2 separate regions of the Homo sapiens genome follow, and region 1 is linked to region 2. A link is an interaction called in ENCODE POLR2A ChIA-PET data of the cell type or tissue named here. Cell type or tissue: CD4-positive, alpha-beta T cell. All regions are shown on one strand.

Region 1 (4,000 bases), 85 kb before region 2:
TCTCTCCTCCCATACCCCACTGGGCTGGGTGTCCCGGGGAGGGTGGACGTCCAGATGCTGGGGCACCTAACCTGGACCGGGCTGGGCAGCTGCCCAGCGCGTGGGGAAGGGCGGGACCGTGGTCGGCGCAGTCACCACCAGGACCTGCCCCGCCGGGCGGGGTTCTGCCTCCTCCTCCAGTCCACAGGGCGAGTCTCCACGGACAGCCCCAGGGACAGGCCCTCCCCACATCGACGCTGCGCCTGGATGACTCAGCCCAGGCAGGCGGGGGTGGCGGTAGACACCCTCACCAGGAGCCTGTCCAGTGGGGCCCTCCCATGCAGGTAATTAGCCCGGCTGTCCTGCCCCTGAAAAGAGGCCGGGTAGCCCAGAGCTGCCCCCAGCTGGAGGGGCTGAGAGCTCTGGCTGTGGAGCGTGCGTGGGATGCGGGGGCGCTGGAGGCACAGGGCAGCTGTCTCACATGTCCGTCCCTTTCTGCCCACGCTGAGATAGTGAAGAAGGCCTTGACAGCCATTTGGACAGACGGTCCCACCCAGAACGAGGAGAAGCAGGCGACACCCAGCTCAGCGGACAGTGGGCAGGCACACTGGCAGGCAGGGTCAGGGGATCTGTCTCCCGAGTCACCTGTGTGCCAAGACACCCCACTGCGTCCCCAGGCTCCAGGGTTTGGGGAAGGGTGTCGGTGGGGCTGGGCGTGCAGGGAGCGTCCGGGGGCCAGGTCACGTGGACTTGGCCGATCTTGGAGAGAGAACTGGACCCCCACAGTGTCGAGTAGATAGGGGCCCAGCGGGGTGGGGCCCGAGCAAGTGAAGGCGGGGGTGGGGCAGGGCCTGGGTGTGCCTCCCCAAATCCAGCCAAGCTGGAGTGCACAGGGTCACCCAGGGATGCTGGCTTCACGCTCTTCCTCCAGCCATGCCTGCCTGGACTCGGCGGAGGAAACACTCCCTCCAGAAGCCCCTCCAGGCAGGCAGGAGCGAGGCCAGCTGGTGGGCTTTCTCCTCGGGAGTGGAGGGGTCCCTCCCGTCCACACGGCAGGTGCTGAGCACCCTACCCCAACCCTGCCTGCTGCAACGTGCGGGCCCAGCCTTGGCGCCAGCTGTCCCAACAGGGACCTGAGGACCCATGTGCCTTCTCCTGGAGAGGTGGCCAGGCCTGTGCCGGGGCTCCACTCTACTCCCAGTGGTGCCAGGAGGTCCCTGCAGCCCCAATGCCAGAGCTGTGCCTCCGCTGAAGCTTGCGGAAGTGAGACGGCCCAGAGGGACCCGCTGTCCAGACCCAGGATGGTGGACTGTGCGTCCTGGGCCTCAGTTCAGGCTCATGAAAGATGACTGAGCCCCCTCCGCCCCCGCCCCACACCCTCCAGCCCCCACACCCCACCATGCCCCGCACCGCACCAGCTCCCCGCATAGATGCTCCTCCTTGTCAGCCTGGGCCAGAGCCAGACAGGACCCACAGAGGCAGGGACCCCTCCCCAAATCCTAGCTGGCAGTTTCAGTCTTTAAGCACTGTCTGGGGGGTTGTCAGTGTTGGTGGGGTGCACTCCTGTAGGGCTGCCTGGAAGAGGTGACCTACATGCGTGCACAACTGTTCAAGCAAGGGTGAGGAAAAGGAGCAGCTGGCACTGTGCACTGTGTGGGGGTGCAAGGAGACCCAACCCAGCAGGAGTCAGGGCAGGAGGCTGGGGGCAGCCTGACCCCACGTGGAAGAGCTTGGGGTCATGAGGCTGCTGTCACCAGGCTCACAAGGGACTCCAGTGAGAGAGTAAAGCGATGAGGTCACGTGAACTGAAGAAACAAAACCACAGATCTTTATATGCAGTGTGGCAACAGTGACAGGAGCCAGGGGAAGTCTCCCCTCGACTCCACGGTGGAATTTTAATCGTCCCCAATTTTTCTACAATGACTAGGTATTGCTATTATGATGAGAAAACAAATTATTTAAAAAGGAAAAAAAAGAAAAAAGGAAGGAGGAAGGGAGGGAGGAAAGATGGAGGGAAGAAGAGAGGGAAGGAGACAGAGAGAGAGATTGTTATGAATGATGGGGGGGGACACAGTTTACCCAGAAAACAACTGCAGCCTCATGGGGCCTCTCAGGGGGCCAGGCCCAGGGCGTGGCTGATAGGGAGGTGGGCCGAGGGGCACTGGGAGCCCATGCTGGGCTTAGTGAGGTGGTGCAGGTTGGCTCGAGGAGTGCCCACTGCTAAACTGCGTGACTTGGTGGCGATCAACCCTCCAGCTCCCCATCTGAGAGCGACTTCATGGTGCCAACCCCACAGAGTCGTGGGCAGGTTCATGGCCCAGCTCAGTGGGAGGGAAGCTCCAGCTTCCTATGTACTTTGGAGCATGGGCCTCCCATTCCGGCCTCCCCACTCCCTGCCTCGACCTCAGCAGCCCTGTCCCCGTCCCCTCACAGCAGTGGCTGCAGCCACCAGGATCTGCCCCTTCCTCACCACCCTCTGGCTCTGTTCTACCCTCCGGAGCATGAAGGGCCGTGGGGCGCCTGGTGTCTGCGTCCTGTCCAGAACATGTTGGTGGACAGCACCTTCCCCCCCAGCCCTCCTGACTCTGAGAAGCCTCCTGCCTGCCAGCCTTTTGCGTGTCACAGAGAAAACAAGGTGAAGAAGATGATTATTTGAGTCTAGAGAGCTAATTAAAATGTTTAAAAACATACTTTTTAAGTACAAAAGTGAATATGCTTATTGACAAAGTCTGTTGTTCGGGGTTTCTGAGAGAAAAAAGAAAAGAGGGATTTCCCCTTTGACTTCCTGGCCCTGTCCAAGGGCTGGTACAGGCTCCCTGAGACTCCCTGGGCGTCGTGTGTGCACGTGTGTATGTGCATGCGTGCTCGAGTGTGCATTGTGTGTGTGCGCTCATGTGTATGTGTGCATGCCTGTGTGCACGTGTGCGTGTGCTCGAGTGTGCATTGTGAGCGTGTGCGTGCTCATGTGTATGTGTGCATGCCTGTGTGCACGTGTGTGCGCTCGAGTGTGCATTGTGTGTGTGTGCTCATGTGTATGTGTGCATGCCTCTGAGCATGTGTGCATGTGTGTAGAGCCCTGCATGGGATTTGGCCCACAGTGGTTCCATTTTGACTCTAATTTCCAGCAAAAACTCTGCAGAGCTCTGGTCAGCAGCCGCGACTCTGGCGCCAGTGCCTGTGGGGCAGGATCTGGATTTCAAACTCAATTTCAAAAAACAAACCATAGCTGAGTCCACTACAAGGCAACAGGAAAATAATGAGTGGCAGAGTGGGGGCTGGGGGGCATGACTTTATTTTTCGTGGTCCAGTGGTCGCCTGGGCGATGCCGGCCTTGGAGGGCGCGGAGGAGAAAGGCCTAAGAGTGTGTTGATGTCAACAGGAAGCGCTTTTGTGGGCGTCTTTGGGCATCGTCTGTTCTCACTGCTTTCAAGTCCAGTGAGGGGCAGGCAGAGCGGCTGCCAGCTCCCTGAGTGACCAGCATCTGAATGTCCCCAGGCTGCTTGCTGGGCCACCTCCCAGCCCTGCCCACCCCGTGGTCCCCTCCTGACCCTTTCTAGGTGTCTCAGGCCCCCAAGGCCCCACAGCCTCCCCCCCTGCGAATGAGGAGTCATCAGCACAGCTCAGCAGGGACCCTGAGAGGCCAGAGGCCAAGCCGCCGCTCAAAGTGGAGGTCAGGCCCGCGCTGACCGGCTGGGCTGGGGGGAGCCGTCCCTGTCCCGTCCACTCCCCGCGCCCCGTCCGCCAGAAGCCTCCGCAGTGGGGCAGTCCCAGCCCGTGCCCCTGACCACAGCCCTGAGGCAGACTGTCCCGGCCACCTTTGGGCCCAGCACGCTCCCTCCCAGCCCTGCACACACGGGGGCTGTGAGCTTGTGCACCAGCAAAGGCTGTCATGCAGCAGTGGGGACCCGGAAGGATCAGGGCTGGAGCGTCCTCACGGGAGGCATCCCACGTGGCTCACCTCGGCACTGGGTGTCTGCCTCTCACATCCTGCGGCTCCCACCACATGGGCCCCGTCCACTTC
Region 2 (4,000 bases):
GCCTAAATGTCTTCTTTTGAGAAGTGTCTGTTCATGTCCTTTGCCCACTTTTTGATGGGTTGTTTGTTTTTTCTTGTAAAGTTAAGTTCCTTGTAGATTCCAGATATTAGACCTTTGTCAGATGGACAGATTGCAAAAATTTTCCCCCATTCCATAGCTTGTCTGTTCACTCTGATGGTGTAGTTTCTTTTGCTGTGCAGAAGCTCTTTAGTTTAATTAGGTCCCATTTGTCAATTTTGCTTTTGTTGTAATTGCTTTTGATGTTTTTGTCATGTAATATTTTCCCATGCCTATGTCCCGAATGGTATTGCCTAGAGTTTCTTGTAGGGTTTTTGTAGTTTTGGGTTTTACGTTTAAGTCTTTAATCCATCTTGAGTTAATTTTTGTATAAGGTGTAAAGAAGGGCTCCAGTTTCAGTTTTCTGCATATGGCTAGCCAGTTTTCCCTGCACCATTTATTAAACAGGGAATCCTTTCCCCATTACTTGTTTTTGTCAGGTTTGTCGAAGCTCTGTTTGCAGACAACATGATCCTATATTTAGAAAACTTCATCATCTTAGCCCAAAAGCTCCTTAAGCTGATAAGCAACTTCAGCAAAGTCTCAGGATACAAAATCAATGTGCAAAAATCACAAGCATTCCTATACACCAACAGTAGACAAGCAGAGAGCTAAATCATGAATGAACTTCCATTCACAATTGCTACAAAGAGAATAAAATACCTAGGAATACAGCTAACAAGGGAGGTGAAGGACCTCTTCAAGGAGAACTACAAACCACTGCTCAAGGAAATAAGAGAGGACACAAACAAATGGAAAAATATTCCATGCTCATGGATAGGAAGAATCAATATCGTGAAAATGGCCATACTGCCCAAAGTAACTTATAGATTCAATGCTATTCCCATTAAATTACCATTGACATTCCTCACAGAATTAGAAAAAACTACTTTAAAATTCATGTAGAACTGAAAAAGAGCCTGTATAACCAAGACAGTCCTAAGCAAAAAGAACAAAGCTGGAGACATCACACTCCCTGACTTCAAACTATACTACAAGTCTACAGTAACCAAAACAGCATGGTACTGGTACAAAAACAGACACATAGGCCAACAGAACAGAATAGAGATCTCAGAAATAAAACCACACATATACAACCATCATGGTTTTTGATGGATCTTGTCCAAAGACTTAGGTTGTCCAACAGAATATTTCAGATGACAGGAGCTATTTCTTTATGAATACGGTTCATCTGCTCATTAACCGTTATACCCATGTGACTGTCATTAGTGTACTTGAGTGTTTATGCTTGTAAAAATGTGTGTGTTAGTATTGTCTGTTTTATTGTGTAAAGTGGCCTATGAAGCATGCTGTCATGTTTTTGTACATTTCTCAAATAAGTCTTCTTTTTAAAATTGTAAGCAAATGTCTTTCAAATCATTATTTATTTTTTCCTTTTTCTCGCTAACATTTGAGATAAAGAATTTTTTAAATTTTTATGGACACATAGTAGGTGTATATAATTATGGAGCACATGAGATATTTTGATAAAGGCATGCAAAGTGTAATAACTATATTAGGGTAAATGGGGTAAAGAATTTTTAAAATTATTTTTTCAAGAACTACATTTTTCAGGATTGTGATTTGGGGGATTTTAGACTTTAGGGATTTTGATCTTTCAGGATTTCAACATCCTGGATTATGGTGTTCGAGACTGTGTCAGCCCCACTCCAGGGCAGGAGAAAGGCACTCTGCCTCGTGGGGGTATGGTCAGGTTAGTGGGACAGGGAGGAGCGGGGGCAGCCAGCTGCACACCTCAGTCCAAGAGGAGAAAGGTGCTCTGCACCCCATGAGGGGTGCCAGGACGTCCACCTCTAATAGCGAGGTTGTGGGAGTAATACGCCCCAACATTACGGATTTCTTGTGATCGCACCATGTAATGAAATGCTTTCTGAATTTTGAAAATGTAATTTTGATCTGCAGTAAAACTGAAACCTTAGTATAAGGATCACTGGCTTCTAACGTTGGTGCTGTTTATGATGACGGCATCAACTATTCCATTAAGTGAGTTCACAGTGATCAGGGTTCCTTGATGAGCTTTGCTTTCCGCATCAAATCTGCTTCACCAGCTTTCAAGTTCTATTCCATAACATCCTGTGTCACGCGGAAAAGCGGGGGAAGAAAAAGACCTTCTTCCATTTAGATTTACTTTTTACATTTGGAGAAGATGAATATTCCATTGATGGCCTCTTACAGGTACCAGTGGTTAAAGCGTGGGGAAGCGAATTTGTTTTCCTGCTTTTAAAGCGATTTCCTTACTTCCAGCCCAGCTTGTGGGTATAGCCTGTCCTCTCCCAACACACCTGGCATTGCACGGGAGCCTCCAGCCAGCAGCGTATGGTGGGGGCGGAGGGGCGTGGAGGTGCCTGCCAGATGTTGACGATTACCAAGGAACAGAGGCTGCTCTGTGGCCACGGGGTCGGGCTGCCGCAGAGCAGCTATTTCCTGTCTGCACCGGCGGCAGCAAGCCCAAACTGTGGGCTGCAGCCGAGTTCACGGGCACAAAGTCACCTTTGTGAGTGTCTGGTGCAGCTTCCTGGCTGGGAAGCGGAGAGGGTCCCCCACGTTGAAAGGGTGTGCAGAGTCCCTCGCCCTGAGCTCCTGGCCCGGTGTCAGGTTTCTGAGCAGGGCTCCTGAAGACAGCATGAGGGCTTTGATCCCAGGCACTCAGCACTTGGAGTGCACAGAGAACAGGCCCGGACCCTCCTGAGGAGCCCTCCTGGGTCCTCCCATCACCAGAGTTCAGAGATTCTGGGATGTGCCACTTCTTCAGGGACACACACTTTCCTGGAATACACGATGATTTTTAATGCTTTTCTTAAAGAATGCCAGCTGTCTCACGGGGCAGGGAAATGGAAAACCTCGTAAGGCCTCTCTTCTTCTTAACTGGGAAGTAAAAATTCCATATTCATTGTGGAAGCTTTTGGCCTCCGATCAACCCTGGGCTCCTGATTTTGGTTTTCCTCTTTGGAGATTCAGTCCCGCGTATTAGGGCAGTGGGAGGCGTGGGGTCGCCGCAGCCTCAGGACCTGCTGAGCACGGGCTTCTGCTGCTTTTGATTCTTGGGTAGCAGGAGTCACGTGAAAACGGTGCCACTAAACACCAAGGATGTAATTGAAGTGGAGGAGGCACAGTTTGAACCAGAAATTCATGTTCCGAATCGAGGGGTAACATGAAGACCCAGTCATAACAAATAAATCAGGTAGGTCCTCTTAGATAGAATTTTCCTTTAGCAAGTTAGTGGGAATTAACGTGTGAAGTTCAAAGAAGAGATCTCATTTAAACCATTTCTCAGCTGTTACATTAACAGAAATCACTTCCAACTATTTTAATAAGGTAACTCAGCCACCAAGTCAAGTTTTATGTTCATTGTCTGAGTCACATTTGTGATGTGGGAAGTGGCATATTTTGATTTGACTTTTGATGTGTCTGTTTGACATGCCTGATGGGATAGTCACCACATACAACGTTAAATCAGAGCTGTGTAAAATTAACACTGCTAATTCTAAACAAACCGAAAGGTGAAAGTTGTCTATGCCAGTGGCCTGGGGTGGTGCCTGCCTGAAAGCGCCCCTGTCTGAGACAGGCCCTCTTTGTACCTTCTGTCCCTTCCCCAGGGGGCTGCATCTCCTGATTCCAGGGAGGCCCAAAGGGGAGGCATGGGCAGAACCGCCACCCGGCTTCCCAGGTTGCCTTGGGCCCTTCTGGAAACTCGAGGGAGGGGGTCCCAGCAGGGCCACGAAGGGGACTCAGAGGTCCTGGCAGCTTGAAGGAAGTGGACAGGGCTGAGATGCATGCTCCTGCTCTAGCTACCCGGGGTGGGCCGCACTCACCAAGAAGGGAAGGCAGACAGTGGTGTGACGCGGACCCCTGCTGCCCTGCACGTCTCCTGGGGGGATCCCTGCTTCCCCGCCGTCCCAGCTCAGGCCCCCATAAAGGAACA

What was found. ChIA-PET counts read pairs that join two places held together with the same protein. Peaks named below come from ENCODE experiments on the same cell type or tissue, not always from the same donor. Only the 100,000 strongest peaks of a DNase experiment are listed, where the experiment ranks them.
Region 1: POLR2A ChIA-PET joins it to region 2 with 5 read pairs; 5 of 35 experiments call an interaction of 5 or more read pairs at or near these places.

Annotation. Positions count from the first base shown.
Region 1 is chr17:83,069,927-83,073,926 of GRCh38, reverse strand. No RefSeq gene overlaps it. Among named protein-coding and RNA genes, the nearest start is that of METRNL, 7.7 kb to the left of the region's middle. RefSeq lists an enhancer at 3,735-4,000. In CD4-positive, alpha-beta T cell, no CTCF peak of the experiment used is centred here; DNase peaks (open chromatin) are centred at 186 and 1,766.
Region 2 is chr17:82,984,731-82,988,730 of GRCh38, reverse strand. All of the region lies in intron 6 of QTGAL (queuosine-tRNA galactosyltransferase), which reads left to right. Among named protein-coding and RNA genes, the nearest start is that of QTGAL, 65 kb to the left of the region's middle. RefSeq lists an enhancer at 2,324-2,618. In CD4-positive, alpha-beta T cell, no CTCF peak of the experiment used is centred here; a DNase peak (open chromatin) is centred at 2,490; H3K4me3 peaks cover 735 bases; H3K27ac peaks cover 429 bases.